3 separate regions of the Homo sapiens genome follow, and all the other regions are linked to region 3. Evidence: chromatin loops called from intact Hi-C (ENCODE). Cell type or tissue: heart left ventricle. All regions are shown on one strand. Each heading gives the region's core, and the rest is flanking DNA. Links, peaks and the distances in the headings are about the cores only.

Evidence for each region. Peaks named below come from ENCODE experiments on the same cell type or tissue, not always from the same donor. Only the 100,000 strongest peaks of a DNase experiment are listed, where the experiment ranks them.
Region 1: it touches region 3 in a loop (2.8-fold over the local background); 16 of 110 quality-filtered maps call a loop at or near these places.
Region 2: it touches region 3 in a loop (2.4-fold over the local background); 10 of 110 quality-filtered maps call a loop at or near these places.

Annotation. Positions count from the first base shown.
Region 1 is chr18:34,594,393-34,602,542 of GRCh38, reverse strand. It overlaps a transcript of DTNA not described here. Among named protein-coding and RNA genes, the nearest start is that of DTNA, 110 kb to the left of the region's middle. In heart left ventricle, for the core only: no CTCF peak of the experiment used is centred there; no DNase peak of the experiment used is centred there; H3K4me3 peaks cover 690 bases; H3K27ac peaks cover 1,095 bases.
Region 2 is chr18:34,725,634-34,733,783 of GRCh38, reverse strand. The region is part of intron 1 of DTNA (dystrobrevin alpha); the gene reads right to left. Among named protein-coding and RNA genes, the nearest start is that of DTNA, 19 kb to the right of the region's middle. In heart left ventricle, for the core only: a CTCF peak has its summit at 4,325 (motif pointing left); no DNase peak of the experiment used is centred there; H3K27ac peaks cover 2,223 bases.
Region 3 is chr18:34,658,515-34,666,664 of GRCh38, reverse strand. It overlaps a transcript of DTNA not described here. Among named protein-coding and RNA genes, the nearest start is that of DTNA, 48 kb to the left of the region's middle. RefSeq lists enhancers at 6,265-6,768, 6,769-7,272. In heart left ventricle, for the core only: CTCF peaks have their summits at 4,783 and 4,987 (motif pointing left); a DNase peak (open chromatin) is centred at 6,824; H3K27ac peaks cover 2,433 bases.

The sequences.
Region 1 (8,150 bases), core at 2,084-7,083, 64 kb after region 3:
ATGTGATATATCTCTATCTATCTATGTATCTATCTATAATTATAAAGTTCCATAGTCAAATTACACTGGAAAACACTGGGTTAAAGAAAGTCAAACATATCCCTTTAGTGTAGAACTTTTATGCATTCTTAATGCAAATGTTTACCTAAATCTCCAAGAAAGGGATACGGTATACAGCATGTTCCAAATTCATTTGATCCAAGATTCTTATCCCAGCCCTCCCCACAATACACACATAATATTTCCTAAAATTATTGGCTTCCAAGGACACAAATTGGATTTGCTGATTTAAATGACAATTCAAAGGACCTTAAAATATTGGCTTAAAAATTTTCAACTCTTAAGTGTCTCAATCTTTGAATTCCTGAGTTTTATCGATTATAGTTAGTGCTTAAAACTAAATGCTAAGCAAAGGGTAGAGTACCAATAATATAAATGCTATTCGAGACTATGTATTTCTAATATATAATATACATCACCATTCCTCTGTGCCATATTCCCTGAGCCTAGGCCTTTTACTCTGTCTACTGATTAAAGTGGGGGCTGAGGATTAGAATTGTATTCAATTTCCTTTTTCTCCATTTCTGTACTACATATGAGCAGTTCCTAGAGAGGAGAAAGCATTAAGATTTCACATTTACTTTCTGCATTCTGTAGGAATTGCCCCAACGGAGTCTCCTTACACTTCCCAAAACTGTTTATGGGCAGGACTCCCTGAGTGGTAAGTGTAAGGATAGGTAAAATCCTAGAATTCCATAGTGGTGGAGAAGCTGGACAGAAAAGGTCACAGACATGGAAATGGTAAAGATTTAGACAGCTGAAAAGTCTCAGTGGAGATAAGAGCCAAAAGATGTAAACAGGCAATAGACATTAGTATCAGATCGCAGGTGGCGTACATTTACCAAGTATGGACCTGTTCACAGATATATATGACTTTAAGTCTAAATCTGTGTTACTAAGGGAGTTTTAGGCTGCCTATTATCCAATAGTGTAGAAATTCCTCAGAGCTCTACATAAATATTCCAGTCCTTTCTCTTTCTAAGCACATGGTGAGGTAGGAGGAGGGACTTGACTCCAGACGCTGGGCTCAGACACTGGAAGGAGTTGAGGACTAGCTAAAACAGGGCCAGTATGGAAACAGCTTTCCATAAGACATGCTTAGCAGTATGCCATGTCAGTTCCCCATTGCTATGGCAACACCCAAAAGTTACAACCCCTTTCCATAGCAATGACCAGTGACCTAGAAGTTACCTTTCTCCTAAAAATTTCTGCATAAATCACCCCTTAATTTGCTTATAATTAAAGATATAAATATGACCACAAAACTGCCTCTCAGCTGCTACTCTGGACACTCTATGGGGTAGCCCTGCTCTGCAAGGAGCAGTACCTCTGCTGCTGCTGTACACTGCCACTTCAGTAAAAGTTGCTGTCTAACACCACTGGCTTGCCCTTGAATTCTTTCCTGCCCTAGGCAAAGCCAAAAACCCTCCTGGGCTAAGCCCCAGTACTGGGGCTCACCTGTTCTAGGCCAATGGTAGGATCATATTATACTTCCCATCCAACTGAAGTTAGGTGTGGCCACATGGCATGCTTTGGCTAAGGGAATGTGAGTATAAGGAAAATGGGTCATTTCCAGGTGAAAACAGCTGTGTAGAGAAGAACCTTCAGCTAATCTGTGGTGGCTAAATTGTATAAGTGAGAAGGAAACCTGGTTTCTATATGTCACTGAAATTGAGAGTTGTTTGTTACCTGAGGAAACCACCCATAGTATATCTGGAACACTTCATATGTCTACATCTTAGTTTTATCATATGTAAAATAAATGTCTCTTACCTACAAAATAACTTCAAACATTGGATGCATCTGGGAAGAATTGCTACATTTATCTGAGGTGTTAAATATCTTTTGGTTAGTAAACATGATTCTTCAAATATGTAGAAATGAACAATCTAAGACCTGGAAGTTCATATGCATTGGAAGATAAATTTCATTCAAAATTATATCTTGTAAAAAACTAATTAAGGCATCTGTATTCCTGAACTGTGATTAATTCAGTGAATTCATTGTTTCAGCATCTATAAATGTGTGAACTATCACACTATATAGGAATGAGTACAAAAAATAAACTGAGACTTAAAAAGAAAAATAATTAAAGTAACTCTATTGCTCTTTTTAAAATACTTAGAGGTTTACAAAACTTTCATGATTCAGAGTGTCTGAGTCATCTTTACATCATTTTTATTTTGCAAAAATGCCAAGTCCAGTTTTATTTATGCAAATAAATGTGTTTCTATTTTATATTAAGATTTAATTAAATATGTAATAAAAAATACACATTTGACTTAACTTTTTTTCAGAATTTATTCAGCTCTCTTTAAGCTCTTCTGTTACATAAGTATCTCCTAAACAAGAGATTTTTTAAGAATCTCAAGACTATCCTCTAACTTAGCTTTCTGAGAAGAAAATACTAGTTGTTGAGAAAGGCAAAATGACTTTTTAAATATGTGTGGAGATTAAGACAAATACATTTAAAATATCAATGAAAGATACATAAAGAAATTTGTTGGCTGGACACGGTGGCTCACACCTGTAATCCCAGCACTTTGGAAGGCTGAGGCAAGCAGATCGCTTGAGGTCAGGAGTTCGAATCAGCCTGGCCAACATGATGAAAGCCTGTCTCTACTAAAAATACAAAAAATTAGCTAGGCGTGGTGGCGGGTGCCTGTAATCCCAGCTACTTGGGAGGCTGCGGCAGGAGAATTGCTTGAACCCAGGAGGTAGAGGCTGCAGTGAGCTGACAGCTGTACTCTAGCCTGGGCGACAGAGCAAGACTTTGTCTCAAAAAAGAAACAACAAGAAAACAAAACAACGACAACCAAAAACAGGTAAAGTCATGATTTTCCTACATTGCTTCTGTAATAAGAAAAAGTAAAATGAAGGGATATGGAATTTTTCAGGTTTGAGGGTTTTGTTTTCCCTTTTCAACAACAAAAAAGAAAAAAATTGTTAATTAAATTCATTGTTTTAACATGATATCCTTCAGTACCAGTGTCCGGTGAAGGGGGTGAATAAGTAATTTCATTGTCTACACAGTTAGAACAAAAGGTAGGAGTTCAAATTATTGAATTAATGAGAAAAATGAGTTCAGCTGTTTGGAAGTTATGATTAGAAATCAGCCATTATTCAAGAGCTAGTTTAGAGTTCTTTTATAGATGAGGCAAAAAAGAAAGGCCAATATCATATTTTCATATTTTGCGATGAAGAATTCTGGGATCTCAAACACTGAGTTTGAACATTTCATTAAATTCAAAGATGTTTTCTGAAGATACATTTTCTGAAGATACATTCTGAAGCCCCACCCATACTGGGGCTTTTCTCTTTGTGAAGGTAGGAGTGTCCTGTATGAGAAATAATATAAGCCAAGTTTCTTATTTATCTAAATCTCAGAAGTTGGCGTATCAAAGCCTCACAATAAATGTGTAAAAAGTTTATAAGTGGTCCAAAGAGTATAAAATTAATTAAACATCCTTGGAATTAATAAGTTATATTTCCTCTTCCTCTGGTTCCCATCAACTATATTCAATGTTTAATAAACAAATACAGTTTTTCTTTGCTTAGCATAGGCTTTTAGAAAGATGATATTCAAATTGCACTTCAAGGCCTTAAATTTTTTTTTTGAGATGGAGTCTCGCTCTGTCACCCAGACTGGAGTGCAGTGGCGCGATCTCGGCTCACTGCAAGCTCCACCTCCCAGGTTCATGCCATTCTCCTGCCTCAGCCTCCCAAGTAGCTGGGACTACAGGTGCCCACCACCACACCTGGCTAATTTTTTTTTGTATTTTTAGTAGAGATGGGGTTTCACCGTGTTAGCCAGGATGGTCTCAATCTCCTGACCTCGTGATCCACCCGTCTCGGCCTCCCAAAGTGCTCAATTACAGGCGTGAACCAATGCGCCTGGCCAAGGCCTTAAAAATTTTAAGAAAAGTTTTCCACAAGCTTTCACAATATTGTATTACATAAACACTCAACTGCTTTCTTTGTAGCACCACACTGTGATTTGAAAACAACCCAGTGTTTTCTAATGGTTGAAATTGAGGTTGTATGCAATGAGATAATTTTCATTTAGTTGTGCCTCATTGACATTTTCCCATTGTGCTATTTAACATTCTGGACTAGATTTGTTGAAATATGTCAGTTTTCCCACTCTATGACTCTTTTGATTATGAATCTCTCTGATAATAAACAGCTGACTCACCATACTTAAATTTCTACTCTCTTGTTGTCACAATCAAGTTATACATCACATTTGGTAAAAAAAAAAAAAAGAAAGAAAGAAAATAGAGAATTCCCTTTCCCCAAGACAGTGACAACAGCCAAATAAACATGTTTTTACTGACTCCACTTGACATACAGGATTACTAATGATCATTATTCTAGACAAAGAGTCTAAGGTCAAAAGAAAAAATGATGTTTAGAATGGAAAAGAATATATTAACAAAACAAATTCCTCAGAAACAAACTTCTTCTGAATAGTCATCTGTTCATTTCTTAAACATTTTTTTGAGTGGTTCCTGTGTGTCAGTGACTGAGAATAAAAAAGCGAGTAAGACACAAGCCACAGCATTAGGGACTCCCAGAACAGTGGGTGAGCTATACACTTAAAAAGAAAGTACAGAAAGTACAGTGAAGGTGACTTATGAGGTCAACCCTAAAGGAAAAGTGGGGTTTTCCCACAAAGGAGAGAAGCAATAGGCATTCTGGGGGGGCGGGGGGCGGTGGGGAAAGGTAGACTAGCACAGAGCTAAAATAGTATACGGCATATTGTGGAGGCAGCCATTGTATGTGATTGAAGTGTTGGTGATAACCAGTGAAGCAGTGGAGTCAATGTTTGAGAAACAGATCGAGGCTTTGTGATGGACCTTTTAAGACATACTAAGGACACTAAGCTTTATTTTGAAGGGAGTCATGAATCACTAAAGATTTTTAAGTAGGGGAGCAATTAATTGAAGTCTATAGTTTTTAGAAGATGGGTATGTTGGTTTCAGCAAGTGTGTATGTAGTGGCAGGGTGAGGGTGTGGATGGAGCTTAGAGACAGGAGAACAACTGGAAGACCATATAATAGCCAAGTTAAATGATGAAGACCTGAAGTAGAGCAACTGCAGAGAGAATGGAAAGCACGGGATTTAAGAAGATTTTTTAAATGTCTTAGTACTGGATATAGGCCAAGAGAAACCAGAAAGAGTCAAAATCAACTTCTGAGAGTGAAGGATGCTTGTGGGATGGATTAGAGGTTAAAGAAATTGCCAAGGAAAGGGGCCAGCTAGGGACAAATAATACTGCACAGCCATAAAAAAGAATGTGTTCATGTCCTTTGCAGGGACATGGATGAAGCTGGAAACCATCATTCCCAGCAAACTAACACAGGAACAGAAAACCGAACACCACACGTTCTCATTCATAAGTGGGAGTTGAACAATGAGAATATATGGGCACAGGGAGGGGAACATCACACACTGGGGCCTGTCAGGGAATTGGGGGCTAGGGGAGGGATAGCATTAGGAGAAATACGTGATGTAGATGACGGGTTGACGGGTGCAGCAAACCACCATGGCACATGTATCCCTATGTAACAAACCTGCACGTTCTGCACATGTATCCCACAACTTGCGTATAATTAAAAAAAAGAACTGTTAGGTGGTGTTGACAGCTCAAATAAAGTCAGAAAACATGAATCTTTCAATCAGCATGCATATGCAATTTTCTCCAAAAAGTTTGAATATATCAGGTCACAACTAAAAAATAAAATCAGAAAAGTTATCTGAAATCATTAATGATATCAGCAAACTTTGATATGTTCTCTAGAACGAAGAGTGTAAAAAGAAACAACTATAATAGCAGTAGGATGAATTTCCATTTCTGGTAACAGTAATGAGAGAATCTGGACTGATATACCCGATGTAATAAGATATTTGTATGTATTACCTGATGTAATAAAGATATTTGAGATATAAAAACAGTAAAGAGGCTGGGCATGGTAGCTCATGCCTGTAATCCCAGCACTTTGGGAAGCTGAGGCAGGTGGATCACTTGAGGCCAGGAGTTCGAGATGAGCCTGGCCAACATGTTGAAAACCCGACTCTACTAAAAATACAAAAATTAACCAAGCATGGTGGCATGTGCCTGTAATCCCAGCTACTTGGGAGGCCAAGGTACGAGAATCACTTGAACCCAAGAGGCAGAGGTTGCAGTGAGTGGAGATCAATCGCGTCATGTCACTGCACTCTAGCCTGGGCAACAGAATAAAACAAAACAAAACAAAACAAAAAACCAACCAACCAAACAAAAAACAGCAAAGAGCCTTTAGTAAGATGGTGAAGATTTGGCATATGAAAACTTAGGAGAAGATCAGAAATCAGAGAGGTGAGGTCACTTTTAAAAGCCCTTGGGCATATGACTATCAGGAAAAAAGATCTGAGAATCTAGCTTTACACTTCAAGTAGCTTTCTGTGCTTCATAGAAAAGTCAAAGTCCTTGGCCCTCAGGTGGGGCTTTAATTAACTAACCCAGCTTTATGCTGGTGTCATGAAAGGTCATACTCTCCTTTAGGGGAGGAGTGAACCTACCATTCCTCTCACTGATTTGCAGCCTTCTTGTCACAGAGGTGATTCAGGGAACATCAGGAGTTGTACTTTGTCTAAGATGATTCTGGTCTGATATCGCCCCCAGGTGCCTGGCAGAAGCAAACCAAAGTCTTCTCTGGAGGAAAACATTATCACTTAGATCTCAACTTACTCTTACGATCTTTAATTATAATGTAATTTTAAAAATACATTTCCAGCATAGAGTCAAAGATATCCAAGCAACCAAGAAATTAAGACACCATGAATGAGAACTAGCAGGAAGAGTAATAATAGAAACAAATCCAGTAACACTTGAGATACTATAATTATCAGAAATAGATTATAAAACTACACTTAGGATGTTCAAAAGAATAAAAGCTAAGATTGACAATTTTATACAAGAATTAGAAACTATAAAAGTGATATAATAGTAGCAGAGAAATATTTGTCTCTTTTTCTGTCAACACTATTTGGCCACATAGTTTAACATTCTTCATTTTAGAATTTTACATTTTGTGTTCTTTTTTGTGTTTTTTTTTGACACACTGAAAAAAAACCCAAATCCCACACTGGTAAGCCTAACATATTTTCATTTATTTTATAATTCAATAAAAAACATATTAGTTACATAAAAGGTATGCCTACATGTGTTACTGTGTGTACCTGAGTGTATGGTGAGCACCCAGGTGCATGCATTCACAAACTTCTTGGAAGCACCTGTGATTTCTGCCAGGTTCATTCTTATTGTCAACCATTCAGTACACAACTGGTAATACAATGTCACAAGGCACCCAGTATGACCACAGAAAATTTACAAAGTTAACACATGATTATGGGGAAATGAAAATTAATTGCAATTGCTTGCAACCTAAAGGGGTTAATTATAAGTATTACCCAAGGTTAACTATCATTTAACAAATTGTCTAAACTGTCACAAGGTCAGATATTTACACTGAAAAGCAAATATTACTGGGGGACTTAGTACATTGACTTTAAAACTCTCTTAAGTCAGATTCTTTCTTGAGTATAGGTCTTGCTTGACAAGAAAACGGGGGCGCTGAGTAGTCATATTCATCAGGGGTCTGGAGGGATAAGGAGGACTGAGAGGGAGGGAAAATTGGACAGAGAAAGGAGGAAAGGGGCATCAGAACTGAGCTCTGCCAACTTCACATTTGCTTGGCCTCACTAGATTACTCAGTAGTTGTAAAATCAAATGACTTTATCAATATAATGCCCATTTTTCATTTTAGAAGAGTGACACAGTGTATTACTTATTCTCATCAAAGTTGAATGAAAAATCCATAAGAAGCCCTTCATTGTTTGTACCTAGTTTAGCCAACTTAGTTCATTAGAATCTGGTCTATTTGACAAGACAAAAAACTGGCCAGTTACATTTAACAACTGTTCATCTGTGCACTCTGTAATAACAGCGTCAGCAGATTTATTTTCCCCATATAAAGTAGAATTTCCAATTCACACCATGTACTCTGTGACTATTATGGACAGTATTTATTCAGAAGGAATGCTGT
Region 2 (8,150 bases), core at 1,450-6,449, 68 kb before region 3:
AGGAAGGGATCCAAAGGCTTAGGGAGATTGGGATGGTGGAGTGGATTAGTCACTTTAGACCTACTCATCACAGCTGGGAGGGTCCAGAAGATATACCCTTGACCAATGCCTTGTGAAATAGATTTGTGAGGGCAGCACCTGCATCTTTGAAGAGCTCTGTAATTGCTCTTCTCTGTATGTCAGATCTAATGGTGGTAACCGCAGTCACTCAATTATAAAATTTAAATACAGTGGGAATAATTGGATCCCAAGGTGGCAGGGTCCAAGTTGGCACTCAACCATCAAAGGCACGGTGGGCATAGCTACCATAATGGACAGCAGAAGCAGACCTGCAATCAGAATAATCTGACTTGTGTAGCACTCTGGCATTGGCTAATTAATCACGGTGTTCCTAGAAGTGAAACTGATAGGAAGCCTACTGCATTCCTACTTAATTTATACAAGAAGAAAACTTCTAGGTCGAATGGACAGAAGACTAATTTGAATTATAAAACCAGAGAATCACAGCCCCTCAATCAATTTCCAGACTTGAGCCAGTTTGCAGACCCAGAAGCCTTCGAATGAAGGGGAGGCTGGCTCCTTTTGAGGAAAGACCCCACTACATTACTGACAATTTATGCAGTGAATCTTTCTCCCATTCTTCCCCAAGGAGACCTCCAGCCTTTAACCAGGGTAACTGTGCACTGGGGAAAGGGAAGTGATCAGATATTTCGGGGACTACTGGACATTGGCTCTGAGCTGACATTGATTGCAGGGGACCCAAAACGTCACTGTGGTCCTCCAGTTAAAATAGGGACTTATGGAGGTCAGGTAATTAATGGAGTTTTATCTCAGGTCTGACTTACAGTGAGTCCAGAGGATCCCCGGACTCATCCTGTGGTCATTTCCCCAGTGCCAGAATGCATAATTGGCATAGACATACTTAGCAGCTGTCAGAACCCCAACAACAGGTATATCGCAAATGTTGAATAGGACTCACTTACACTAAAAAATACTCACCATTTATCTGAAATTGAAATTTAACTGAGCCTCATGTGCTTTATCTAATATTCCTACTAACATAGCACTTTAGACTTAGAAAATATTTGTTGTGTGATTTAATTTTCTTTGCTTGGGATTATAGAAGAATGTCTTTTCCAGCTTGCTGATTTTTATTTTTGCCATGGATTTTTAAAAATTCAAATGAATTCCATAACCTGAGCCAAGCTTCTAAAACGTAAGCAGGGAGGTGCTCTCACAGGGAAGGAGAATAGAACCCAGCTCAGTCCAGGTTGCATCCTTTGCTACTGTTTGACATTTGTTTCTTTAGCCCAGGCTTCTCATTTTAGATAAGTAAAGGAGGATCGCAGAGGAAGGTGACTGCAAATCCAGTGTCTTTGCTTTGGATCACGCTGTCTTGGCATATACAGGTGACTCTGCTGTATAAGAATGAGTTATATTCCTAGAGTTAATTTACAAGCTTCATTACAGCACAGAGCACATTGTCCTCTTCAGAAAAAGCTATAACACTAAAGTTAGATTAGTAGGCAATCCAACAAGTTAGCTGAAAAACAAAATACCTGCCATGAAGAAAATTAGGGGGAAAAATAAACTACTTCAAATAAATTATGGGTAAGGTAGGTTTCACTGGACTAGTCTGAAAATGTAATGATCATGGTGTTAGTGAGACAGTGTGGAAACAGGCAAATAAATATTCTCTTTTCTTTTCAGCTTCAGGGATACTAATAAATGGAACTTGGATAGGGAGGAGACTGATTTGGTGGTGAGAGTAGAAAATGCACAGAAAGAATGAGTGAATAAAGAAATGGAGTCTCTGCTAATCTTTCCCAAACACTTAGACAGCTGACAATGTTCCAACATCTTCAGAGTTTTCACCATCCCTCACCTGCCCTGTCACTTCTTTCCCCTATAAAGTTAAAACTGTAAAGAAAGAAAAACTCTCCACATTTAACACTCTCCATTTGACCATTTATCTATTCATTAATACAATAAAGAGTTAAATATGTGGGCCAGGCACTGTACAAGGCACTGGTGACACACAGGTAAACAAGACAGAAACAGTTTCTGCCATCAGGGAACTTCAGGGAGACATACATTAAGAGATGATTACACAAATAATTAATTATAATTGTGATAAGTGATACTCAAAGAAGTACAGTTACTGCAAACACTGGCTACCCAATACAGAATCATCATCATCATCATTTCTTCATTATGCACTTGCTATGTGCTGTACTTTGTGCAAAGTATTGTATATCCCTTTTATCTAAAATTCGCACAAATCTTTTTTTTTTTTTTGAGACGGAGTCTCGCTCTGTCGCCCAGGCTGGACTGCGGACTGCAGTGGCGCAATCTCGGCTCACTGCAAGCTCCGCTTCCCGGGTTCACGCCATTCTCCTGCCTCAGCCTCCCGAGTAGCTGGGACTACAGGCGCCCGCCACCGCGCCCGGCTAATTTTTTGTATTTTTAATAGAGACGGGGTTTCACCTTGTTAGCCAGGATGGTCTCGATCTCCTGACCTCATGATCCACCCGCCTCGGCCTCCCAAAGTGCTGGGATTACAGGCGTGAGCCACCGCGCCCGGCCACAAATCTTGAAAAATAGCAAGGTAGAAATTATCACCATTTTCAAAAGATAACAGATAACCCTTTTTTTCTATTTATAGCTTTGCTTTCAGAGGAGGCCATTGGAAGACCCTTTGTTCTGGGCATCTTGATGCATTTGAGTATGAAAACTTGGAACAAGAACAGAAGAGAGCTAAATTTCTCTGCATAGTAAGAGGGAAAATATTTGTGTTCCTAGGAAACTATCTGGAGGCATATGTGAAGGGTGAAAAAAGCAGATAGAGGTTTCTGGAGAGACATCAAAGGCTGTGAGCCTCCCCACACCAGTCCTTGCCAACCCCAAACCTTCAGTGAAGTTACTGGACACACCAACATGAGTGAGCTCTTTGGTGGTCACCAGTGAGGGGACAGAGTTTCACTTGCAATTTGATAAAGGGGGAAAAGAGAACACAATGTGCATAGATATTAGGGTGAGAGGAATAACAGGTTAGGGGACAGTAACTCCAGTATTCCCAAAGGTGGTGAAAAGGGTTCGAATTGGTTTGAGCCAACTTTATGTGAGCCCTCAAGGGGCTAGGAAGTCCCAGCTGACAACTGGGTTATCCAAATGAGGACATATGGACACAGAGAGGTCCCAGAGCCATGAAAATTACTATATTTGAACCCAAATCTGACTCCAAGGTCTATATTCTTCCCACTTTGCCATGTTCCCTCAGTTTTTGCCAAGACTGAACAAGGGGCCACAATGCAACACTTCTGACCTGTGATTCTTGAAGGAATTAGCTCCAGACTAACCAGAGAACAGGCTGGCCATTCTCACATCAGAGCCCCCAACAACTGTGTACTGCTTTAACACTTCAAGTTTAAAGCACTTTTGCATACATTACCTCATGCATGGAATTTTACTTCTTCTGAATGAAGAACTAAATAAATTGTGCTAAATAAATCTCAAGCTGTTGTCAGTGCTTTTCACTACAAATTCCTCACCCAGCAGTTCCCCCATGGGTATTATCTGTTAAGTGCAGCTTTGCCCAGTGCAGTCACTCAGCTGGGGAGCAAATGCAGAACTTGGATTTGTTGTGCTGCAGACAGGCTTCAAGAGCAACTCGTACATCCTGTAGGCTTCGGAAAGAAAACTGGGGACACAATGTCCTGGTTCAAGCAAATGCCTACATTTATTTTTGGAATTATTCCTTGGAACTGTGGAGAGATGAGTTTTTTCATGCAGAACCAAGGACAAGAAACAGCAAGGTTAAGAAAACACAAATCTTGAAGTCTTAAAGCTCTTCTAGACTTATCTAGTGTGTCCTGGAGGTTTAATCACTGGGTAGAGTAAATCCTCAGCAGGTATAAATAACCTTAGGTTTCTTTCAGATTGTCTGCTTTGGTTGGGGAACTGCCAGATCTACAATGACTATTATTTCTGGTTGCCATTTATGTCTTTCCACCTTGAATTTCCCATCTTCCATCTTTTCTTTGTGTCCTAATTTAGAGTGTGTTTACTTTTGTATCTTTGAGAGTGCCTCGTATGCTGTGGAAAATACTCTTTGAATGCCCAATATGGAATGTGCCCAGCCTCCTTCAGAAGTTTTAAAAATTTGAGTGTTAAATTATTTTAGTTTATTTGAATCCTACATCTGATTTTAAAGTGTGAAAAATATACAACATTTTACCTCAGTCACACACTCAGACGTCCTGTTCTCTTCCTTAGCTTTCCTCAGAGCGGGGTTCTGAAGGAGAGAGCAGCAACCTGCCACCTACAGGAAGGTATTAAAACTTCTAGTTGCCCCTGTGCCATTTCTCACACACAGAAACACAGAATGTCTCTCTCTGTCTCTTGATTGCAGGTAAAGCAGCCATAAGAACTCAAGGAAGACAAAACATTTTAGAGGGGAGGTTTGGCAATGACATTAGACACACTTGAGTTCAAATCTCCTTGCTGCCAGGTACTACCTGCATGTACTTGAGCAAATAACTTGTTTTTCTTACCCTCCATTTCCTTATTTGAAAGTGCACATAATAATTTTCCTTATATAATTCCACGAGGACTGACTGAATAAGATGATTTTGTAAGACATTTGGTATTATACCTATGAGTTCCTGCCATTGACATTGACATCATACTCTCTTTTCAATATTCCCTTTCCTCTTTTTTTTCTTGTGACTTCTCTGGGACTCTCTTCCAGGTAATTGTGGTGGGGCTGCCTGTGTTTTCCTTCAGACATAGAGGTGCACAACTGAAGGGACCCCGGGTGTCAGAATACCCCACCCACTTGGCCATGGTGACCATTCAGGGCTGTACACACACCCCAAGCCAGGCTTTCTCACTTACTTGCTGGGATCTTTGAATTATTAAGAAAAATCTCCTGCTCAGAAAGTGAAGCTGGTGGGGTGTGATTTGGGGGCTACTGGCAGCCATCTTACCTGCTGTTTGGGAAGCCTCTTTCCAGGAGCTAGTGAGAGGCATAAGGTTTGGTTTTGTGTTTGAGTAGGAATCACTGAAGAAAGCTAAGCAGAAACAAGCAAAGCCTTGAAACAGGGAAGAGAACTTGGGGATGCCCTTTGGGCCTCTGGATCTAAATGAGTCTGCAGCCAACTGTACCCAAGTCCTTGTTATTTACATAAGCTGATTCCTCCTTTTTATTTTTTTTTGAGAAAAATACTTTATTTTATAATATTCTTTGAAAAAAGTACTGGAAGGAAATATATAAAGCCCTCAACAGTTTTATCCTGGGATGAGAATAGAAATTTTAGGTGGGGAAATTTTACTTTTCATGTAAAATATTTCTGCATGAAAAATTATTTATTTTATTTTTTTAAATTTTTTAAACTAGTTGAAGTGATATTTCTCAAACCTGCAGCAGGAGGAGCCTATTATAATTCCCTTCTGTTCTCCTATACTGCTTTTCATAAACTAAGAAGTGGGCCTTGTTTTTTGTCCTTTCTTTGTCAAAATCATTTTTGTCCTGATTTCTTAACATATAGAAAAACTCCAATAATTATACAAAAGAAGATAAAAACCATACTATTAACATTGCAGCTGATAGTCTTCTTGCTTCTTCTATACGTAGCTGCATTCACATTGAGTATGCAATTTCAAATTCTCACTTTTAACTTAATATCACAACATTGCGAAAGTAATACGTATCTGCTGAAGAAAATTCAGAAAACATAGGAAAGTAAAGATAGGAAAATTAATCTATTACCCATGGACAGTCATTAAGGATACCTTGCTTTATTTCTATCATTTTTTGCCTTTTCCCCCCCTCCCTCTTAATATTAGGATTAGATAGTAGATGGCATTTTATAAAAAACATATCCTCTTTCACAAAACACTTTTATAAGACATTTTAGGCGCTGAGTGCAGTGGCTCACACCTGTAATCCCAGCATATTGGGAGGCCAAGGTGGGTGGATCACTTGAGGCCAGGACTTTGACACTAGCCTGACCAACATGGTGAAACCCTGTCTCTACTAACAATACAAAAATTAGCCAGGGAAGGTGGCACTTTCCTGTAATCCCAACTACTTCGGAGGCTGAGGCAGGAGAATCGCTTGAACCTGGGAGGTGGAGGTTGCAGTGAGCCAAGATTGAGGCACTGGACTCCAGCCTGGGTGACAAAAGCAAAACTGTCTCTCTCAAAGAAAAAAAAAGGACATTTTAAATGGTTTCCATCATGCAGATGTTCCATAATTTATTTAACTTGTTCTTCATTGTTGGGCATTTAGTTTGTTTTACAGTGAAAATTTGTTTTCACAATACTGTGAATCAATATCCTTGATTCACAAGGATATTATAATACTGGGATCAGTATCCTTGTTTATAAATTCTGGGCCAAAAATATTTCCATTTTAGACATTCCTAAAAGTAAAATTACTAGTCAATGGTCATAAGTATTTTAAGGAAATTAAAAATATTATCAAGCCAAGACAATGGGAAAAAGGCCTTAAAAGCATTTCAGAAGGCTTCAGGACAGTCCTCCCATCACCAGCCCAGGATCACAGTAGGAAAGAATGGGTTTTGGGGCCAGGCCCAGGACCCTGCTGCCCTGTGAAGCCTCAGAAAACTGCTCCCAGCATCCCAGCTGCTAGGGCTCCAGCCTTTGCTTAAAGGGCTTCAGGTACAGCTCAGGCTGCCGCTTCTGAGAGTGCAAACTGCAAGCCTTGGGGGCTTCTACGTTGTGTTGAGCCTGCAGGCACACAGAATGCACAAGTGAAGGAGGCTTGGCAGCTTCCACCTAGATTCCAGAGGATGTATCAGAGGAAAGCCTTGGTGCTTGCCGCAGGGTGGAGCCTCCACAAAGATACTTTCCTAGGGCAGTGCTAAGGGGAAATGTGGGGTTGGAGCCCCACACAGCGTCCTCACCAGGGCACTACCTAGTGGAGCTGTGAGAAGGGGGTTGCTGTCCTTCAGTTGGGAAAATGGTAGAGCCACTGGCAGCTTGCATCCTGAGCCTGGAAAGCCACAGGCACTCAACTCCAATCCAGGAGAGCAGCCACTCGGTGGCAGTCTGCATAGCCATGGAGGTGGAGATGCCCTAAGTGTTGGGAGTCCATCCCTTGCACCAGTGTGCTCTGGTTTCAGGACAAGGAGTGAAGGATTATTTTGGAGCACTAAGGTTTAAGGTCAGCCCTGCTGGGTTTCAGACTTGCATGGGGCCTCTTACTCCTTTCCTCAGGCTGATTTTTCCCTTTTGGAATGTTTACTCAATGCCTGTAGTATTACTGTCGTTGGAAGCAAATAACTTGATTTTTATCTTACAGGCTCATAGGTGGAAGGACTTGCCTTGAGTCTCAGAAGAGACTTTGGACTTTTGAGTGATGCTGGAATGAGGTAAGACTTGGAGGCTATGAGGAAGAGATGACTGTATTTTGCAATGTGAGAAAGACATGAAATTCGGGGGACCAGGGGAAGAATGATAGATTTGGATATTCTGATCCCTCCAAATCTTTCTTTTTATTTTTTTTTAAATTATTATACTTTAAGTTCTGGGGTATATGTGCACAATGTGCAGGTTTGTTACATAGGTATACATGTGCCATGTGGGTTTGCTGCACCTATGAACTCGTCATTTACATTAGGTATTTCTCCTAATGCTATCCCTCCTCCAGCCCCCCACTCCCCGACAGGCTCTGGTGTGTGACGTTCCCTCCCTGTGTCCATGTGTTCTCATTGTTCAACTACCACTTATGAGTGAGAACATGCAGTGTTTGGTTTTCTCTTCTTCTGTTACGTTGCTGAGAATGATGATTTCCAGTTTCATACATGTCCCCGAAAAGGATATGAACTCATCCTTTTTTATGGCTGCATAGTATTCCATGGTGTATATGTGCCACATTTTCTTAATCCAGTCTATCATCGATGGACATTTGGGTTGGTTCCAAGACTTTGCTATTGTGAACAGTGCTGCAATAAACACACGTGTGCATGTGTCTTTATAGTAGAATGATTTATAATCCTTTGGGTATATACCCAGTAATGGGATTGTTGGGTCAAAGGGTATTTCCAGTTCTAGATCCTTGAGGAATCGCCACACTGTCTTCCACAATGGCTGAACTAATTTACAGTCCCACCAACAGTGTAAAA
Region 3 (8,150 bases), core at 2,111-7,110:
ATGGTGCTAGGAAAACTGGCTAGCCATAGGTAGAAAGCTGAAACTGGATCCCTTCCTTATACCTTGTACAAAAATTAATTCAAGATGAATTAAAGACTTAAACGTTAGACCTAAAACCATAAAAACCCTAGAAGAAAACCTAGGCAATACCATTCAGGACATAGGCATGGGCAAGGACTTCATGTCTAAAACACCAAAAGCAATGGCAACAAAAGCCAAAATTGACAAATGGGATCTAATTAAACTAAAGAGCTTCTGCACAGCAAAAGAAACTACCATCAGAGTGAACAGGCAACCTACAGAATGGGAGAAAATTTTTGCAATCTACTCATCTGACAAAGGGCTAATATCCAGAATCTATAAAGAACTCAAACAAATTTACAAGAAAAAAAAAACAACCCCATCAAAAAGTGGGTGAAGGATATGAAAGGACACTTCTCAAAAGAAGACATTTATGCAGCCAACAGACACATGAAAAAATGCTCATCATCACTGGCCATCAGGGAAATGCAAATCAAAACCACAATGAGATATCATCTCACACCAGTTAGAATAGCAATCATTAAAAGTCAGGAAACAACAGATGCTGGAGAGGATGTGGAGAAATAGGAATGTTTTTACACTGTTGGTGGGACTGTAAACTAGTTTAACCATTGTGGAAGACAGTGTGGCGATTCCTCAGGGATCTAGAGCTAGAAATACCATTTGACCCAGCCATCCTATTACTGGGTATATACCCAAAGGACTGTAAATCATGCTGCTATAAAGACACATGCACACGTATGTTTATTGCAGCACTACTCACAATAGCAAAGACTTGGAACCAACCCAAATGTCCAACAGTGATAGACTGGATTAAGAAAATATGGCACATATACACCATGGAATACTATGCAGCCATAAAAATGATGAGTTCATGTTCTTTGTAGGGACATGGATGAAGCTAGAAACCATCATTCTCAGCAAACTATCGCAAGGACAAAAAACCAAACACTGCATGTTCTCACTCATAGGTGGGAATTGAACAATGAGAACACATGGACACAGGAAGGGGAACATCACACACTGGGGCCTGTTGTGGGGTGGAGGGAGTGGGGAGGGATAGCATTAGGAGATATACCTAATGTTAAATGAAGAGTTAATGGGTGCAGCACACCAATATGGCACATGTATACATATGTAACAAACCTGCACATTGTGCACATGTACCCTAGAACTTAAAGTGTAATAAAAAATATATATATAAATAATTCTTCTCTAATATGCATTAAACCCCAATCATAAATCTTGTTTTCATAAAAAATTTGTATACAAATGTAGCAGTTATTTGGACACAATTTCATTGACAAATTCTTAGCATGAAAATCAGATTCTTAATATTTTGTTGTTGTTGTTTGTAATGTATATCTTGTTTCCCTAAGGAAAAAAATATTTGTGTGCAAAATATGGGTGGTTGCTTTGTTAGACAAAGAGATACTTTTACTGGAAATCATAAAAAGACAGAAGCATCTAATTCTGGGAAAGAATGCTCAGGTCTTGCCCTTTAGTGGTGCATTTCTACCTTAACTGGTGGCCTTGCATATGACATATGCCTTAGGAGCCACCTGAGGGTTACTGAGAGCTTGACTTAGCATTTTCATCTGACTCTGGGGAGATGAGTACCTTTAAAAAAAAAAAAAGAAGAAGAAGAAGATAGAAGATAGAAGATAAATCATTTAATTTGGTTTCAATAAATTGCCATGCTACTTTGGGGTTAAAAAAAGGGATCCCATATCCTACATCAGAGGTTTTTAAACTTTTTGTTCTGAAGACCTCCAAGAGCTTTTGTTTATGTTTATTATACCTATCAATATTTACCCTATTAGAAATGAAAACTTATAAACTTTAAAAATATTTATTTATAAATTCACTGGAGATAAAACCCAAAGCTACTTGGCAAGCTAATGGAAAGCTAAAGCTATTGATAGGTGTACTTGTCCTTGTGTCTCTGTGATAGAGCAAGTTTGTACCCCAGACACCTTCCACCTGTCTGTTTAGGCCCCTTCCTCAAACCCTATTCTCACTCCACAACCACACCACCAGTTTGGAAGGCTGGTGTAGCAGAAACAAGACATATGGACATTGTATAACCCAGCATTCAGGTGGTGGAGTTCCTTTTATTCCACTTGCATACTATTCTAAGTGCATTAACCTACCCCACCTTTCCTCCCTTGATTCTCATTATACGTTTAAAATTGACTTAATAAAGCACGTGATTGGAGCATCTTAAAAGAATTGGTCTATAAATTCATTTATGTGACAATGATAAACCCATTACATGTGACATAAATAAAATAATATATTTTTAATAAAATAGAAATATTTTCCAAAACAAAATTTTGGTGATAAGCATGGTTTTACATTTTTTGGAAATCCCCTAATATCTGGCTTAATGGAAGATAGCCAGATTTACCTATCTGCTTCTGCATTTAATCTATTGGAATATGTTTTGGTTGACAAATATGAAGAAACTCCAGGCTCACATAGACTTGTAGTTTGAAATAGTAGAGTCTTTTCATAGCCTTTCAGATTATTATGGACAGTTTTCTTTGATACAACAGTGAAATTCAACAAGTGATTGTTCCTTAAAAATGGAATGTGGAATCTGAAACATATCAATGAACTTCATATAATCTATTACAGTAAACTCAATTATTTGTCTCATACTTGGTATAGTTTTTAAAAAAATCTATATATGATTTTATGACAAAATAGTCTAGCTCACTTAGTAAAGCAGATCTTCCAAATGTTTACGTATTATTTTTGATAACAAAAAATTACTTTTGTTAATGTCACCACGAGTCTCATCAAGAAAGGTATTGAGAAGCTGTCAAGTTTATAGTGGCAGATGTAGGCTTTTCAAAATTCTAATTTCTACTTGAAAGTTTGAATTTTATCATTGTCAGAAATTCCTGTCAGTTGTTTTTTCTGGTGACAAGCTTATTTCATTCAATTTCAAAAAACATTTGCCAAATACCCCTGCTGAAATAATCATAGTTTGTCTGCCCATTGTTCTTTCAAAAAAAAAATGTTCTATGAAAGAAATGACTAGTACCACTTGTACCTTGAACAATAATACTTGGAGACAACTACCGCACCTCAACATATTTCAAAAGTGCTTTATGTGTACTTCCCATTTCCTTGCACTATTAAAAGGATGTGGCTAGGCACGGTGGCTCATGCCTCTAATCCCAACACTTTGGGAGGCCAAGGCAGGAGAATCGCTTGAGCCTGGGAGTTCAAGACAAGTCTGGGCATAGCAAGACATATCAAGACCTTGTCTCTACAAAAAAAGAAAAAATTAGCCAGGCGTGGTGGCATGCACCTGTATGTAGTCCCAGAAACTTAGGAGACTGAGGTAGGAGGATCACTTGAGCCCACGGGGTCAAGGCTGCAGTGAGCCACGATCATGCCAATGAACTCCAGCTTGGATGACAGAGTGAGACCCTATCTCAAAAAAATAAAAAGTAAAAATAAATAAATAAAATAACGTCATTTACACTCCCAAGACTTAATAACATGCTTTTGCTGTTGCTTGCTTTGTTTTTCACTGGAAGTACATGGGAGTGAAGAAATATTACTACCAGTAGAGCTTGGTGCCACTGCCTTCAACCCCTAGTAATAGATTCCAGCAGTTTTACTTACCATTACTTTTGCACATCTGTGTGACTGTCCCATAGTGAAAAAGGCAAATAATATGATAGAGTTGTTATTAAAATAGTTTTAACCTCAAGAATCTCATGAAAGTGTCTTCATTTTGAGAACCGTTGTCCTAAAAGGAAGGGCATATATTAAGGTTGTTGAGACAAATCTCTGAGGTTGAATAACACAGTTGTTCCTCAGGGTTAAAGGAGATCACTTAGCACAGTGCCTGACACAACTGTCAACTCAACAGATGTTAGCTATGATTACTAATATTTATATTATCATTTCTTTTTCAGATCAAGAAGCAATGATATGAGTAAATCAGAATATCAGCTGTGTGTTGGAATTTATCCTACCTAAATCCAAATTTTAGTTCTGCAATTCTTCTGTGAGTATAAGTTACATGCAGATATGTTTTTCCTGCTATTTTAAGTGAGACTGAGATTTTTGTCCCTCACATGTCAATTTTGTAAATCCTTGGGTAATCAGTCATGAGAGACATTTCTCAGTCATTAGTTAGTGGGGACAACTGAGAGAAGGTATTTGACTGGGTCCCAGGATCGCCCAGTCCCTTATCTTCTTCCTGCCATATCATGTTTGGGAAGCAGGTATTTCCAAAGGGTTATGCAAAGCTCATAGGGACATCTAGCTGATGTAAATGATGGAAATAGGTAAGTGTAAGTCAAGGAGACCAGTCACATTGTGCCTGCATATTTTACTCTTATGAATATTTTTTACTGCCTCCAAGAAATATGTTCTCTCTCATTTTCCTTGAAATTACAAGAGGCTTGCTTGCTATGTTATTCTTTTTACCATCTTTGACCTGAGTACAAAAAAAAAAAAAACAACAACCGGTTCTTAACAACAAAATGATGCAAGCTTGATAATAAGTAACAGCTTACATTTAATCTCGGTGTTAGAAAAATAGAGAGTGATAGTGATGGAGTTGAAATGAAGAGTTTGTGCCTTGTTTATAGAGAGAAGCTCCCTCTGACTGCCACACAGAGGCGCAGACATACAGTGTGGCCACATCTTTCTATTTTCAAGCTCAGGGTGGAAATCCAGATATTTATGTGAAATTTTCCAATTTATAAATGTTGCCCCAAACTGGGTAGGCCACATAAAACATGTTGGCAGGGTTTGAAAGCTGCCACATTTTTGATTTCTCCAAATATATAACTTAATTTCCCTCCATGATCTCACTGACCATTATCCTCTGCACTTAACTCTGTCACCTCTCCTATCTTGGGGCAAAGAGGGTGGGAACAGTGGATGGAGAGGCGCCTTTATCTCCCTCTAGTGGTGAAAATATGCCAAAACAACTAGCTGAATGTTCATTCATCCTGTTTATTGAAAACTCATCTATGCGAAACTCATCCTTTGTCTGATTAAAATTAGCAAAACAGACTCTGGCTGTTATGTGTGAGATGTGAACTGAAAGGAAATTTTACTACCAGTGCAGATTAGACTCTGGGGTAAAAGAAGCCAGAAAGAGGGAGCAGGGATATCAGCCCAAGTAGGAATTTAGAAGATTCAAGAGTTTCAGACCTCATCACCAGGAAAAGAGAAGAATCTAAAAACTTGTACTCTAACAGAAGGCAGGGCCATCAATACATACTGCAGCTGGAAGGCATACACTAAGTTTTATGGGCAAAGTTGAGTATAGTGTGAATGATCAACGTATCCACTAGCTAGAGCAGTGTCTAGTAAGTACTGCTAATTTGATCCCTGTTTTAAGTATTTAATAGTACCTTAGCTCTTATTAATTAATGGAGAGCATCTCATATTCTTTGTTTAGAAGCTCCACTTGGGGAAAATGTTTTCAGGGTGGAGAATGGAATACATTTTGCAAATAAACAGAATTTCAAATAGGTTAGTAATACAGAGCTAATAAATGATACTGAGAAAGATAAAAAATAGATATCATAATAGTTGTTGACAAAAGAGTCAAACTCTGAAAAATATTTGAAAAGATAAATTTTGAGCCAAATATGAGTGGGCAATGGTCAGTGACACAGCCCTGTCTCCTGAGAACATGTGCCCAAAGTAGTCAGGCTTCAGCTTAGTTTTATACATTTTAGGGAGACAAAAGACATCAATCAATACATGTAAGATGTACACTGGTTGGGTCAGGAAAGGTGGCACAACTCAAAGCGGGGGTGGGGAGCTTCAAGGTCATAGGTAGATTCAAACAATTTCTAATTGGCAATTGGTTGGAAGACTTAAGTTATTGTCTAAAGACCTGGAATCAACAGAAGGGAATGTCTGGGCTAAGATAAGGGGTTTTGGAGACCAAGGTTCTTATTATGCAGATGAAGTCTCCAAGTAACAGGCTTCAGAGAGATTAGATTGTAAATGTTTCTTATTAGACTTAAAAAGGTGCCAGACTCTTAGTCGATTCTCTCCTGGATCAGGAAAAAGACCTGGAAAGGGAAGGGGATTCTCTACAGAATGCAGATTTTCCCCACAAGCAATAGCTTTGCAGGGCTATTTCAAAATATGTCAAAGAAATATAATTTAGAGTAAAATACTTTGATATCTTTCAGGGCCTGCTGTCTGTCAGGTGATGCTATACTAGATCAGGCTGGAATTTGGTGACCTATTGCTACAAAAAGTCTTAAGATCTCTGTTTTAATGTTAATGCTGCTCAGTTGTGCCTGAATTCCAAAGGGAGGATGTCTGACCCCCCACTTCCTCTCACGGCCTGAACTAGTTTTCCAGGTTAACTGGAATGCTCTTGGCTGAGAGGAGGGGTCCATTCCGATGGTTGGGGGGCTTAGAATTTTATTTTCAGTTTACACAGCTTTGCTTCATTTGGATGCCCATGGTGTCTTAGAACACTGTCCCCAAGTATTATATGCCTGTAGCTCAAATGTCAACTTTCAAGGATGGTTCCCTCTCTTGTATACTCATTTCTTTGCCTTCTGCCCTCCTTGGTACACTCAGATAATTTAAAGAACTGAAATACAATTGCTTTTAAAAGCTCAATACTTCATTATACTTTTGTTTTGAAAACAGTTTTTGAGTTGAGAGTATGTCAGCAAAAGCAACCAAAAGAATGTGGATGTTGTTACAAGGTCAGCTTTTCAGCAGCCGTAGGCAGCCATTACTGGCATTCTGTCAAACAATCACCACTGGCAGCGGGGCCATTCATAGGCAATGAGTCAGCAGCTCTGACAGCACTAAATACGGTCACCGGTTAATGCGCAAGATAACAGGCTCACATGCTCCTTCAGAAAGGGCTGGTGAGAGGAAGTATTTTATTTTTCAAGTTTATTTAGAAGAAGATCAGAATAGGTTGTTAAAACCCAGATGTTAAATGAGTGTGTGTGTGTGTGTGTGTGTGTCTGTGTGTGTCTGTGTGTATGTGTACGTGTTAGAATCTAGAATGAAATATATATGGATTTCTTGTGTAAGGAAAAACATGTTCAAACTGAGAGCTGAAATATCAGAAGCTAGGCATTTCAAATGAGATACTGTTGTACAAAGAAGTGCCTGCCTTATACCTGGGCTGTACAGTCCAGTAGTCATTGGCTACATGTGGCTATTGAGCAGTTGAAATGCGGCTAGCCCAAATCAAGATGTGTTGGAAGTGTAAAATCTACACAGGATTTCAAGCATACAGTACAAAAAAGGAATAAAAGACCTCATTAATAACTTTTTATATTAGTTACATGTTGAAATGATAATAGTTTTGATATATTGGACTAAGTAAAATATATTTAGATTAATTTCACCTGTTTCTTTTTCCTTTTTTAATGTGGCTACTAGAAAATTTATAATTACATATGTGGCTTGCATCCTGTTTCTATTGGATAGTACTATTTTAAAGGAAGATATTTGCTATCATCTCCTTCCAGTCATAACACACACATGCGTGCACACACACACACACGTACAGTAAATGGATAGGAAGGCAGTAGGTGTTTTAAAAATGCAGGCTGCAAAATTCCACTTAAGGTGCTGATTTGAAAATCCCAGTTCTCTAAGCTAAAGAACAGTGCAACATACTCCATAGCACTGAAAGATATTCTACCCTGAATTGTCATTAGGCCTCAGCCGTGGTTACAGTGGAGAAAGAGTGTTAGCCATATTTATTTAATTCTGGCCATTTTATTAAGAAAGAAAGGGCACTGTCCAAGATGCTGAGAAATGACACTCTCATAAAAGAACAAAATGAGCACTGTAGAAATAAATTAGTGTTGTTCTCTGGACTTTTCTGTTCTGTTTTAGACTTGAATGCTCTTAACACTGCTTTGGTGGTGGTAATCAAGACAGTATTATAACATATTGGGCTTAAACTTTGACTTAATAAGGATTTTGATAAAGGCCACATTCAGTGGCTCAAGCCTGTAATCCCAGCACTTTGTAAACCAAGGGAGGTAGACTGTTTGAGATCAGGAGTTTGAGACCAGCTTGGGCAACATGACAAAACCCCATCTCTACAAAAATACAAAAAAATTAGC